2 separate regions of the Mus musculus genome follow, and region 1 is linked to region 2. Evidence: chromatin loops called from intact Hi-C (ENCODE). Cell type or tissue: left cerebral cortex. All regions are shown on one strand. Each heading gives the region's core, and the rest is flanking DNA. Links, peaks and the distances in the headings are about the cores only.

What was found. Peaks named below come from ENCODE experiments on the same cell type or tissue, not always from the same donor. Only the 100,000 strongest peaks of a DNase experiment are listed, where the experiment ranks them.
Region 1: it touches region 2 in a loop (11-fold over the local background); 1 of 42 quality-filtered maps calls a loop at or near these places.

The regions. Positions count from the first base shown.
Region 1 is chr16:45,886,942-45,894,133 of GRCm38, forward strand. It overlaps a transcript of Phldb2 not described here. Among named protein-coding and RNA genes, the nearest start is that of Phldb2, 46 kb to the left of the region's middle. In left cerebral cortex, for the core only: no CTCF peak of the experiment used is centred there; DNase peaks (open chromatin) are centred at 3,701 and 4,041; H3K27ac peaks cover 344 bases.
Region 2 is chr16:45,807,209-45,814,400 of GRCm38, forward strand. It overlaps Phldb2 (pleckstrin homology like domain, family B, member 2), which reads right to left. Exons shown (of 18, transcript NM_153412.4): 3 at 918-1,301. Among named protein-coding and RNA genes, the nearest start is that of Gm52249, 15 kb to the left of the region's middle. In left cerebral cortex, for the core only: no CTCF peak of the experiment used is centred there; a DNase peak (open chromatin) is centred at 3,839; H3K27ac peaks cover 1,419 bases.

The sequences.
Region 1 (7,192 bases), core at 2,643-5,142, 80 kb after region 2:
GAATCATCAGAGAGGAGGGAGCTTCAGCTGAGTAAATGCCTCCTTAAGATCTGTAGGCATTTTCTTAACTAGTGATTGATTGGGCTGGGCCCAGCCCATTGTAGGTAATGCTATTCTGGGGTTGGTAGTCCTGGTTCTAAAAGAAAAAAGCAGGCTGAGCAAGCCAGTAACCAGCATCCCTCCATTCTAGCCTCCAGGTTTGAGTTCCTGTCCTGACTTCCTTCCGTGATAAAAAATTAAGCCAAATAAACCCTTTCCACCCCAACTTGCTTTTGCTCACGGTATTTCATCAGAGCAACAGAAACCCTAAGATATTATTTTTAAAGAATAAAACTAACTGTTGAATTTGGGGATTGTCTTAGTTAGGGTTTTATCCCTTGAAGAGACACCATGACTAAGAAAACATTTAATTGGGGCGGGCTTACAGTTTCAGAGGTTCAGTCCATTATCATCATGGCAGGAAGCCCAGCAGCATACAGGCAGACATGGTGCTAGAGAAGGAGCTGAGAGTTCTACATCGTGATCCAAAGGCAGCCTAGGGAAGAGTGTCGTCCGCAGGCAGCCAGGAGGAGGGTCTAGATCACAATGGCCAGATTTGAACACATATGTGAGACTTCAATGCTCCACCTCCACAGTGACACACTTAGTCAAACAAGGCTACACAACATCCAATAAGGCCCCACCTCCTAACAGCACCACGCCCAATAGGCCAAGCATATTTAAAACCACTGCAAGGACCATATGTGTGGCTTCCTGTCTCACTGCTATGAACTGAGAGAGTATTTCTCCTAATTCACATTTTGAAGTTCTGTTCTCCACAGTGGCCAAGTTTGAAGATACAGTTTTTAAAGAGTACTCAAGGTTAAATGGGTCCAGGTAGGGTCTTTATCGTATAGATTTCATTATTTGTTTTCTTTTCTTTTGAGATAAGGTCTTATATAGACAAGATCAGCCTTCAACACACTGTAACCAGCATGACTTTAAATTCCTGATCCTCCTGTCTCTTCTTCCCAAGTATTCAAATTAGGCACACAGGACATAGAAGACCTATGGACTGGAATTCCTCTAGGAAGTGGGAGAGAGAGCTGTGGTCATGGGCATGTATATGGACTTGCGAAGCTCTGAAGAGAGCATCAGCAGGAACTGGCCATGCTGGTACCCTGACCTTGGACTTTCCAGTTGATGAATCTGTTTGTGAAAGATTTCTGTTACTCAAGCCATTAAGTCTGCAGTATTTCACCATGAGACTGTGTTGACTAAGGGAACCATGAATAACAGATCTGGCTTCCATAGCATAGATAAAAATGTCCATTAGTGTGGCCCCAGTAAGCCTCCTCCTGGGACACAGATTTCCTGTCTCTCACATTCAGTGTTTGGTAAGTGTGACTAGCCTTTGTTTAAAGAATTTTTCACTTTGTTTTTTTTTTTTGGGGGGGGGGGCTCTTGTTTCTTCCGGATAGTACAGTACCAGAGTGATGGTGATGCTCTAGGAAGTTTGCAAAGAATCTAATACACCAAATTCTACCTTATTCTAGTCTTGCTGTCTGTCTGTCTATCTATCTATCTATCTATCTATCTATCTATCTATCTATCTATCTATGTCTGCTGAACCTGGGTCTCACACGAACTAGGCAAGTGCTTTATTACAGAACTACGTTTCCAGACCTGCCTTATTCTTTTATAAAATAGCTTATAACAGAATTTCAAGTGTATCATTAACTGTAGCTAGAGAACTATATAATATACCTTGTTTAACAGGGAGTCTGTGTCATCTCCCAGAGGCTATATTTAACCTCCTGTGTGTGGATACTTTTATTACATCATTAATATTGTCTTCAAGCCTCTGCAGTTGATTAGATCAATAAACTCAATTAATAGTGACTCTTACTTTATATATATATAATTTCACTGATCCAAATTTCTTCCAACTCTAGAAGAGTTGAAGGAATGGCCAATCAATAGCTTGCTGAACTTGAGACCCATCCCATGGGCAAGCACCAATCCCTAACACTATTAATGACACTCTGATATGCTTGCAGACAGGCGCATGTTGTCTTCTAAGAGGCTCCACCTAACAAGTGACTCAGACAGATACAGGTATAGCCAAACAGTTGATAGGGCTTGGGACTCTTACAAAAGAATAGAATGATTGCGGGTCCCAAAGGGGATAGGAGCTCTACAGGAAGACCAACAGAGTTAACTAAGCTGGACATAGGCTCTCAGAGTCTGAACATACATGGACTGGAACCTAGGCCCCTCCACTCATATGTAGCACATGTTCAGGCTAGACTTCATATGAGACTGTGTTGACTAAGGGTGCCATTAATTAAAGATCTGGCTTCCATAGCATAGATAAAAATGCATGTTAGTGTGGCCCCAGTAAGCCTCCTCCTGGGACACAAATTTCCTGTTTCTCACATTCAGTGTTTGGACAATGGGAAGAGGGACTACCACAAAAGGTGTTACCTATATGTGGAATATGTTCTACTAGCTGGGCTTCCTTGTCTGGACTCAGTGAAAGAGGAAGCACCTAGCTTCACTGAGACTTGAAGTGCCAGGAGGAGGGGGAATACCCGGGGGTTTCCCACCCCTTTAGAAGAGAAAGGAATGGGGATGAGGGAAGAAGAATTATGGGAGGGGGTGACCAGAAGGAAGGCAGTGAGCAGGATGTAAAGTGAATAAGTAAAATTTAAATTAAATTAAATAAAAAAAGATGAGTTGTCATAAAAGAAAGAGAACTCAACTTTAAAGAGAAAGAGGGGCCTAGTGACTGTGTGGATGTCTATGGTAGAAAAGTGATCAAGAGAGGCTTATGTGGCTTGGAAGTGGCCAGCGGCTGAATGCAGACAGACTCTTCAGAATTATTGACGTGCTGCAAAACCACAGGCTTGAAGACAGTATTTTCACAAGGCAGAGGTTGAGCACAGGTCACCCCCAAGCAGAGGAAAATATTTATTGTACTATTTAAAGTTGTTTTCCTTTCTTTAAACAAACTCTCCTTTAATTCCAGAGTAGAAGTTTCTTCTGGCACTTGTAGTTAAGTGATTTTTTTCCCAGGGATACGAACATCACTCAAGTCTCCCGAGTTTCATAGGGTAACAGCTAATGGCATGCTCCATTTTATAAGACAGCTAGTCAATCAGTAAATCAATTAACTAGCATGGTGCCAGTAACGTATGGCTGGACATTCACATCAGCTAGGAATTATGGTTTACGAATGCAGCAAATCCTTGATTAAATATCTATTAGTACCATCTACAAAGTACAGAGTGAGGCCTTACATTTATTGGGAAATATAGCTTAAATATACGCCTCAAACAAATATATTATTTACATGTATGTGTCGATTTTAATAAAAAACCAAACTCTCATTTTATGAGATGCTTTTTTTCTTTGTTTAAGCACTAACAATTAAGTTAACAAGACATAAAGTAATTTGATTATTATTCTGTTAGTCATAAAAATTGCAACATTATGGTAACTGGAAAATTCCTGGAAAATTCCTTAGCATTCCTAAGATAAACTTTTTTCATTCTACAAACTGTTTGAAGACCAGAGAGGGCAAGAGACTCGAGGCTTGTCTAGGCTTCACAAGTAGGCAGAACTTTTAGTTAGAGGAACAGCCTGCACCATCTTGCAACTCATACTCATGAGACACACACCCACTGCTCTAGGCCATGTATTTAGACACCTAACTCTGACTAGGAGCTGGTGAGGCATCAGAAGGACTGGAGGTGGAGGAGAGGCTCTTTCCAAATGGAGACAGTTCCTGTCACTCACAAGGAGCCTTCCTGCATGAGCATGTAATTATCTAACTACTAGAAGAAGGACCAAGTCATGACATAGGTGGGTTCGTCAGTGTATGTCTTTCTAAGTTGTCTAAGTCGTGTACTGGTGAAGACAATTTAGCCTACAACTGAGAGATCATTGCCTAGAGCCTCCCAAACAGATGGTGTTTTAATTCACTCGTGTGCTCTTCTCACAGGTTATGCATTGCTATCACCAAGGGCAACTTTGCCATCCCCCTTAGCCAGAAACCTTCTCTGACTAGTGAAGTCAATTTCTGGGCTCAGGCCCAGGCATAAGTAATTTTTAAACACTTTCTAGCTGGTGTGAATGTCCAGTCATAACTGAGAACTGCTGAGTGAGAAGTAAAATTAGGCAAAGCAAACAGAATCATAAACTAGAAAAAGAGAAAGGAAAGAAAAGAAAAAAGTGCCTTCCCTTTAGCAAGGAAATAGAGCAGTGTTCATCTAACTATACTAAACAAATCACCCCCATCATAGTGTGTCTCTGAGACACATTCTTCTTTAAAATTTAATGAGTCAATGTTTAGAGTCAATCACTTAGTTATTAAGATGTACTATATTTTTTCCTTATGCTATTTGTCTTAACAAAATGTGATTTAAATGACTTTCTATCCAGCAGTAACTACCATTCTCTAATGATGGGGAAGAACCATTTTGAAAGCCAGTCTAGCCCTATGTCATGACCTTTGTATATTAATGAATTCCTCACATCAGAACTATGCACTGGGCAGAGTATATGAGGATAGTTGAGCTTCATAGATGTTTAGTTGGTTGTGTAGACTACAGAGCCAAGATCACAGCATCTCTGATGCCCAAGCCTGGTATTTCTGCACTGGTTCTCTGTGTCCTCAGAGTGTGGTGGTATTGTGGCCCAGTGCCTTACTGAGGATCTACAATGCATGCTTTCCCCTGACTTAGCAATAATATGAGGTCTCCCACACGTTCTTCTTAATTCTCACTTCAATTTTCTTCATCTTATGAACTCAAAGAGATCAAAGAACAAAAAAAGAAGCTGGTGGGGTCTAGAGAGATGGCTCAGGGGTTAAAAGCACTGACTGTTCTTCCAGAGATCCTGAGTTCAATTCCCAGCAACCACATGGTGGCTCACCACCCTCTGTAATGGGATTCAATTCCCTCTTCTTGTGTCTGAAGATAGCTACAGTGTACTCACAGACATAAAATAAATAAATAAATCTTTTTTTTTTTAAAGAAGCTGGTGATCATATTTTGTATGACCTCTCTAAAAGGGTGAAACTCTAGAGGATAGGTCGACAGTTGTTAGGTATGGAAGTAGAAGAATTAACACAGAGGCATGAGGAAATAGATTTTTTTGAAACTTTTTAAACTGGGTTTTGGGCTTAGGTACATAGATATACACATTTACCAAAATCATACAGCTATCTGCTCAGGATAGGAGAATATTTCACCATGTAGACAGTCTCTGATTTTGATGATTCAACATAGTGTTTCAGAGTTACAATGGCATGGAAATGAATTCATACAACCATCCTGAATTTTGATGTCAGTACATCACTTAATAAACCACATGGGACAGACACTTTATTATAAAGCAGGTACTGACTTAGGGCATTTTGTGTTACTCTAGGCCAATGGTTCTCAACCTGTGAGTCGTGACCTTTTGGGAGTTTCAATGACCCTTTCACAAGAGTCACAAATCCAATATCCTGTATATCACATATTTATATTGTGATTCACAACAGTAGCAAAATTACAGTTATGAAGTAGAAACAAAAATAATTTTATGGTTGGGGGTGCACCACAATGTAAAGTACTGTATTAAAGGGCCGAAGCATTAGGAAGGTTGAGAACCACTGCTTTAGACTAACATAAGTTCTCAGTATACTTGATGTCAGTGTATACTGTCAGAGAGGCTAAGCTGTGAGTCTTAGGAGGAGGCATGCTACGTTTTCTCTCATTTGTGATTCCTATGTTTCATATGTCTACATAAAGTCTTAAACACATATGGGAAAAATAAAGGTGAAATTGTCTAGGGAAACTAAGGGAACTCTCAGAAGCAAGAGAGTCAGGAGATGAGAGAAGGGAAGTGTGCTGGGTATGGTGTGTGTGTGTGTGTGTGTGTGTGTGTGTGTGTGTGTGTGTGTGTGTGCTGTGTGGGGGTATTCTCAGTATGCAATATGTATTGCTGGAGACTTAAACTGAATTCCTTTCCCTTCTTGCCTCCTCCCTCCCCCATACCACAGCCACTGATTGCTGATTGGCAGGATGGAGCCCCATTCAGTTATCTTTAGCTCATTGAAAACTGCTTCAAAGGCCAGTGTCCAGGCTGCTGCTGCTGGTGGGACTATTTCTGAGCCATCCCAGAGGTTTGGCCAGCAGATGGTGTGCCCTGGAGGGAGACTGGATCAGACTGGAGCTGACAGGAACACTAGAAGCCTGGCTACAGCAGAACTGGTCTTGGAATTGCAGAGAATTTCATAGTCATAACCTTACATTCCATTCCCTAACAATCACAGAGGGAGAGGCACTCTGATCCAAACCAGAGTTAAAGAACCACAGAGACGTTGGCTAGACACTGCCCTCTTAGCTTCTCAGAAGAAAGATGGGCCTTTTGTGTCAGTGTTCTCCACTCCCAGGTAGCATGTGGCTCCTTATTTTAAAATCAGAGCATGACTCTACAGACCAAGGACAGAAGCCATAATTCTGCTGTGCCTAGAGATGGTTCAAAAATATGCCTCTAAAAAACAAATTTACAACTGGGCTCTAGCTAGCTTTCACGGGACTCTCTTATACAACATTACCTTTTTAAACCCTTCTTTCTTTCTCTAATGTTAACTACAATTTAGTTGTGTTGATAAATCCAGGAAAGAAGAACCTGAAGTTTAATTTTTTCTGAAAGAACAAAAAGAAAAAAAGAAAAATGCTTGTGTTCCCATATTCCCATCATCAATACCCTGGGCAAGAAAATAAGTCCAGGAAAGATTGATTCCTTTGAAGGAGCAAGAGAGAAGAAAAAACAACTTAGCTAGCAGTTACAAGGTGGGAATTTAAGTGCTCTGGTCATTTCCTTTCCTTTAAAAACAGAGACAAGCATGTATGTACTCCCCCTGAGTGCATGTGGAAAGGCAAAGGAGTCTCAGAACTGTTCCTGTGATCCACAAGTAAGGGCAGGCTGGGATCACTCTATTTAGCTATTAGTCCAATTAGTAGGAGTTAATGTTTTCCCTGAAGGACAAATACCAAGCATTTCACAAGAGGTCACAAGTCATATTACTCTGTGCTGGCTTAGAGACCAACTCAGCTGCAGAAAGCAGCAAATACCGCAAGGTCTCTTGAAGAACTGCAGAAACACAACTAGAGGTTGCTTGTTATTGTGGGTTTTCAGGCAAGAGTTGGCATACAAA
Region 2 (7,192 bases), core at 2,839-5,338:
GAACTTCAGACCAGGAAAAATCAGTATGAAACTGGAGATGGTCATGTTAAGTAAAATAACTCAGTGTCAAGTGGTTTTACTCATATATGAGACGGGAGCAGCATGCACTTGAATGGGGACTAGTAAGAAAGGCAGAGTGAGAAAATGGAAAGGAATCAGGGACTAAGACAGGGTAACAGAAGAGATGACTATAATCCAATTATATTACAGGCACGTATGGAAGTCCCATAATGAAACTCACCCAACTAACACATGCTTAATAATATTTTAAAAATCCAATGAATAAAAATTTTCCACCAGGATTTTGAAAAACAAAACAGGATAGGGCAGGACAAAGCCCCTTTAATGGTGGTGGTGGGAGACATGAAGAATAGCGGTGTGTGTACGATTCTATGCACAGGCAATACATCAGGGAGGCAAGATACATAGTTTTACCTCACTTCTTAAGTGTTCAGCTGCGAGGGTAAGGAGAAGAGAGATGTCTTTTTACCCCAGGGTGGCTATATCTTCACAGTGCAAATACCTCTTTAAAGCATTGGTTCTCAACCTTCCTAATTCTGGGACGCTTTACTACAGTTCCTCATGTTGTGGTGACCCCAACCATAAAAATATTTTTGTTGCTATCTCATAACTATGATTTTTGCTTCTGTTATGAATCATAATGCAAAATATCTTTGCTTTCTGAAGGCGTTAGGCCATCCCTGTGTGAGGGTCGTTTGATCCTGAGGGATCACGACCCGCCGGTTGAGAACCACTGCTTTCCAGCGATCTCCCTAATTTGCTGCACCTTGTTATCTATCTTTCATGGAAGCTGCACTCCAATGTCAAGAAAATGCTGGTGATAAACCTCTCATTTCTCCGTGAAAGCATGTGCACCGCCCTAGGCCCCCATTTGTGATCTCTGCACCCAACCTTACCTTCGGAAGGATACTGAGGTAGGAGGACTCATTGGTTGCTTTCAGAAACGCGGCTGAGGATGATGGGGGCGTCCTAGTGAGGTCACCAAGCAGTTCATCGCTCCTGCTGCCCCTGGGGGCCAGGAAGCTGGCACTGTGACCAAGGTTCCCGAAGCCAGCAACGTCAACATCCTGGAGAGAGCCCTTCCGGTGGCACCTGTACCTGGCATCGGGGCACACCAGAGCGTCCTCGAACACAGACTCCTCATCCGACAGCTGCAGCTTCTCAAGCTCCTTGTTGATTTTCTGCACATCAGCCACCGTGGTGCCAGCGGACAGGCGGCGACCTTCAGGCTTTGTATACTCAGCACAGAGACTGAGGATGGTCTCCAGCCGCTGCCGCTCCTACAGCAAGGAAGAGGACAAGGTTAGATAAGATGACAGAACCGAGAAAAATCCAGACCCACTGTGGAGCTGGAGAGCTCATTCACATATTGGTCCACCAACGCCTTTCCTCCTGAGCGCTCTCTCTCTCTCTCTCTCTCTCTCTCTCTCTCTCTCTCTCTCTCTCTCTCTCTCTCTCTCTCTCTCTCTCTCCCCGCTCGCTGTATAATCCTTAAGCCCACAATCCGCCTCCCTCCATCTCTTTGGCTGGGCCTACAGACAGCTACATCCACTCCTGGCTTCCAACATCTATGGATAGATATTTAAGGACCTAGATGGAACTGGAACTGTTTACAATTCCATTCCTGGTTTCTCCCCTAAACCAGTACTAGCTATATGATCTTCACCTATATAAACCTGAGCTGACCATAGCCTATATCAATAGTCCAATAAGGATCTTCTTGATTCATCAAAGTCTCCAAAACTCTGAAGATGATAAACACACAAATAAACAAAACAACAACAACAACAACAATAACAGCAAACAAACCTTCATTTCCTATCATACAATTACTATCTCTTTCAACATTATGGACTTGTAATGCTTATACTTAAAATGAACATTCTAACTTCACAGACAATTTTTCTTTTCCTGTTAAAAACTCTAAGAGAAAAGTGACATTCAAAGTATCTCTCAATGCACAGGGATTATCTATGTCTTCATTTTCTTTCCCCTTACAACAAAAATTTCAAAACTTAAAATATCTGATCACCACATGAAGGTCTTCTTTAGTTTTTCATGTGAATTATGTCTTACAAATGCATGAGTAGTGTCAGGGAGATGGTTCAACAAAGAAAGGCACATCCTAACAAGTGTGGCGACCAGAGTTCAATCCCTAGGACCTACATGATGAAAGAAGAGAGCTGGCTCCTGAAAATTGTCCTCTGACCTCCATATGTGTGCTGTGATGTGTGAGCACACTTGTGTGCTCCTGAAGACACACACACACACATAGATAAATAAATAAAAACGTGTAATTAAATATAAAATTGTTGCAATAAAATAAAGGACATTTCACATGAAGTCTAGCTAGAAAGACATCAATATAGCTCAAAATCTAAAATCATTGACTATTTGATTCATGTAGATGGAATATAAAATAATAATTGATTTACTTAAAAAACAAAGACCACAGACCATCAATATCGAAAATAATAGCAATCATTAACTGACCCTCCTCATCAGACTCCATGTAAAAGCATAGTCAACTCCCATTTTAAGCAAATTAATAACATAGTTAAGAAGAGTGAGAAATAATTTTCCAAGTGGTTCTCATAAGCCTAGACAGCCTTGCTTGTGGGGTGGGGAGCCTCACATAAATCTAATGCCACAATAAAAACCAAAACCAGAACCGAAGGCCATATGTTGTGATTAAACCCTACCACATTGGGAAGAGACTTCAAAAGCCCCCCCACTGAAAACTACTTCACAAACTGGCAATCCGTAATAAAACAGGAACATATTCTGCACACTGGGTTACTTAGCTTCATTCCAGTGCAGCTAATTTGTGAAGACAATTTCAGAGAGCTAATTCTCTCTTAGTTGAGGTAGTAACAAAGGACTAACATTGTGCTGTGGTTCCCCAGTTTCTATCCAGTGCGCTAACTGGCAAAAATTATAACTCATTTAAACTATATCTGACATATGTGTGCCCTTTGAAGTCTCCCCCGCCCTCTAAAAGAGTAGAAACTTGTTCAAAAAGTCCATTGAACTGGTCCCTGCAAAGTCCCACCTCCCTGTTACTGCTTGAACTTCTGGGCTCCAGCTGCAGATCTGTCCTCATGGCCTCTCCCCAGACAGGCACTCATAGTTGCACAAGCCTGACTCCTTTCATCTAGGCGCCCTGGCCCTTATTTATCTCTGCAGCTGCCAGCAGCTGCCAAGCCCTACCCACCTCAGCTTTATGGGGAGGGAGTAGGAGACACAGCCATCTATTGATTTATTTTAAACTTCTCCAGCAATAAAGAAAAGTCTCTACAGGAATACACAAAAAACACTCTGTAGTTAAAGAAGAAAGGAACTTGGGTGAGTTGCATCTTCTTTCTCCACAGCCTTAGTACCAGAGACCAAATCTCCAAAGAAAACTTGCCCTTCTGCAGTTTGGGTTGAAGCTGAAGCATTTAGACTCAGTCTCAGTCTTCACTGACCGCACAGGATGCACACAGCAGCCATTGCCACTTGGGATTATCTGGCCTTTACCATTTTGCATTTAGTGGGGTCTCAGTGAACGGCATAATCATCCAATGAAGGAAAGGTACTCCTGCCTAGACTGGGAGACACAATCCTTCCTCTCACATCTCCTTCCCAAAATAGTTGCCTTTGCTGTCTAGGCTGTTGCTCAATTCCAGAGGGAATGAATGATCCCCGCCCTTAGATGGATGCTATTTCAGACAGTGAAATGCAGTATTCAAAGGCTTGTGCACAGGAAGTTTGGTCTACTGGTATGAGTCTCTCTATTCTTATCACCCCATTCACAGGCAATCTGTCCAGATTGAATCAGACACACATGCAGCACTGCTGCCCACAAGTCTAAAAGAAATCCAGGCGGTGCCGAGACACGCTGGCCCCTCGAAAAGCTACACCAAAGAGAAATAGGCTGAGGCTGAGAAGTGCGTCAGAAGAGAGACTGCAAAGCATTTCAGAAGGCACTTCAGGAAGCCTTTTAAGGAAAACCCTCAACAGAAGTAACTCTCTAGATACTGTTTGCTTCAGCTCCCTCCATTCTGGTGTCTGGTGCCACATTAGTCATCACATGGGGACCTTCCACCCTTGTGTATGACCTCAAGCCAGGACACAAACCTCTACCCCAGAGACTCAATTTTCCTTGAAGATTTGCATCGCATTGTGTAAAGCCAGAGGTAGCCCAGATTCCCACATCTGTAATCTCCCATTCAGAAGACTGGCAACTGCCACCCAGGAACCAAAATTACTGCAGTGCTAAGGTATTCAGAAAGCAAATCTTGTAAAAACATTGTCCTCCCCTTTCTCATTTCCCCTTCCCCCATCTCTGTATCTCACACATCCCGAGGATGTTATGAGTGAATCATAATAGCTTAGAAAGTGTAATGAAAATATCACTGTATAGCTTTCTGAACCCAGATATTGAAATTAGACAAAGTTCTGAACTTAGGCAATTTAAGAAAGGTGTTGAGAGGTAATAGATTAGGTAATAGATTTTTATTCCCAACTTTCTACTTCAGAAGAATACTTTTATTATATGTGCTCTATTCTATTACATGTATGCTCTACTATAGGCCCCAAAGAAGACAGTAAAAACCACCTATTGCCCTGGTGCCAACATCTGCTGGTCTAGCCCACAAGACTTGGAAAATACTGAATAAATAAATTTTGCAGAAAACCAGCTACCAATGCATAAACAGAAGGGAAAGGCTTGCTGGATGATTTGTTATAATATGCTGAGTCAACTATTTCACACAATAAAAGTGTCAGCCTGGCATACTTCTATATGAGTTGGTCAAAAGAAGTACATTTCTTTTGTCAAAAATGCCTCTTTTGACAGTTAGGTGGCTCTTCACTGACAACATAATCTAGAGTTTGGCAAAATTCTATTAAGTTACCTTTTTTTCCAAGTGGTGTGTATAAAATACATAGTTGAGGAAAAAGAGCCTCTCTTCATTCATATTTAACCAGAGATACAAAAAGTAATCTGGAAACAGCAAAAAACAAAAGCTTACAACCCCCCACCCCGTGGGTTAAGGATGGAGCTGTGGCTCAGAGGCAGAACATACAGAGATCTCAAAATGAGGAGCAGAATGTGAAGAGGTAGAGTTCAGAGCATACATGCAGAATTTCCAGGATGCCAGGAGCACATGCTAATGTCTCAATTAAGTAGGCTTGGTGATGGTGATATATACCTGTAATTCTGGCATATAAGTACTTACTAGTCTTTTATGTGTGTATAGTTCTTCTCACATTTAAACCCCTTGAGGCTAGTAACCGGGATGATAACATTTTCTCTTCACAGGCATAGGGTAAAATGGTTCTTCTAGTCCCCATTCCCAGATTACATGGTCTTCAGATTTGTGCTAACCGATAAAATGCAAGAAGCAATGGAGGAGATGCCTGTACAAAAGGCTGATATGATTTCTTACATGTCTTCCTTAGCTATGACACACTGAGCCCAGCTAGTGCTGGCTCCATCAGTCTTGGTTCCCAGAGAGAAAGTATGAAGCAGAACTCTTAATCAACCTACACTGGCCATGAAGTATATGGAAGAAATAGATCTATGCTATTTTAAACCTCTTAAGTATATTGTATTCCTTTTTTTTCCAGTATAGAAGTCCATTGTGACTGATAACCTGTGCTTCATTTTAGCAGGAAAATAGCCCAAAACTTGGAGAGAAGAGACACAGTGAGCCTGGTAAAGAATCCTCAGTCACTTACTGAATAAACATGTAGGCCGGGCGGTGATGGCGCACACCTTTAATCCCAGCACTTAGGAGACAGAGGCAGGAGGATTTCTGAGTTAGAGGCCAGCCTGGTCTACAAAGTGAGTTCCAGGACAGCCAGGGCTACACAGAGAAATCCTGTCTTGAAAAACAAACAAACAAACAAACAAACACCAACAACAAACAAACAAACAAACAAACAAACAACCATGTAGCTTTGTCCAAAGAGGGGACCTTCATTTAGGGTAGGTGGGTAGTATCTGATAAGTCTAGGATGGAGGTTGCACAGTGCAGAAAGATTAACTACTCAATTTACTATGGAAGCCTTGAGTCAAGGTCTATCATCCAACCAGAAGACTAAAACTGCATGGTCAATCAATCATCAATGAGACATGCCTACATGACAAAGGCTCAAAAATGTTGTTGGCAACAGTCTACAAAGTGGTGTGTGTGTCTTGCCACATTCTACTCTCCAAGGCTGGTAGAATAATGTGTTCTGAGTTCTCTGGGAGAGAGTGATCCAAGTCCCTCTTCCATTACCCTCCAGACCTCATTCTCTGGCTGAGATCTATTGATCTGTTTTCTCAACTGTCTAAAACTGTGGCCATTAGTACAGCCTGAAGAGAGTTCTAATAACTTCTAGTGAATTATTGAAATTAATGCTGGTTTGGGGGAAATCCTGGGCCTGCAGGTGACATCAGAAATGATGTGCTGTGTAGAGAAAGCATCCTTTCATCTTGTAACTGGCCTTTCTATTTGCCCTGACTCGCCTTTCTACTGTTCTTATCAGTCTGGGGGAAAAAATCATCTAATTAAGATGCCATAACTGTTCCTACAGATTGGCTTGACAAATTGCCTTCATGTGACATTTAACAGTTTACTAAGAATATTATAGACTGTCTGAGAAGTCTATTTTCAAATTCACAGTCAAGGAAGTACTTCACTCTGCTACTCTTGATTTAAATGGTATTGACTCAGTGCCCACCCAAAGTGTTGAGCAGTAATGGGGCTCATCAGTGGGGTCAATCTGGAAGGGGGCTCATCTGTGGGGTGGATCTGGAATGGTGCACATCAGTGGCATTGAGCTGTAATGGGGCACATCTACAAAATGAAAGTTCAATAGCTTTAAGTGGCTATGTCTGCTGGGGAGGCAACTGCAGGTTGTTGGAAGGTAACTAACAATATGGCAAATAGTAACTAACCATCAAACTCCTGTTATAAGTGACTTACTATGAAGATCTTATATGAATACACTTATCATCCTCCTTTGTAATAATAATAATCATTGAAATAAAACATAAAGAACTAACAAAGACACTTGAGTCTGTCTTTCAATATCCCTTTAAGATACTAACTACACAAAGGAAAAACCCCAATACACAGCCTAAGGAGGTGGTGAGCATCCTACGTGTTCTTCCTAAGTGTCCTCCTTGGTCCCATTC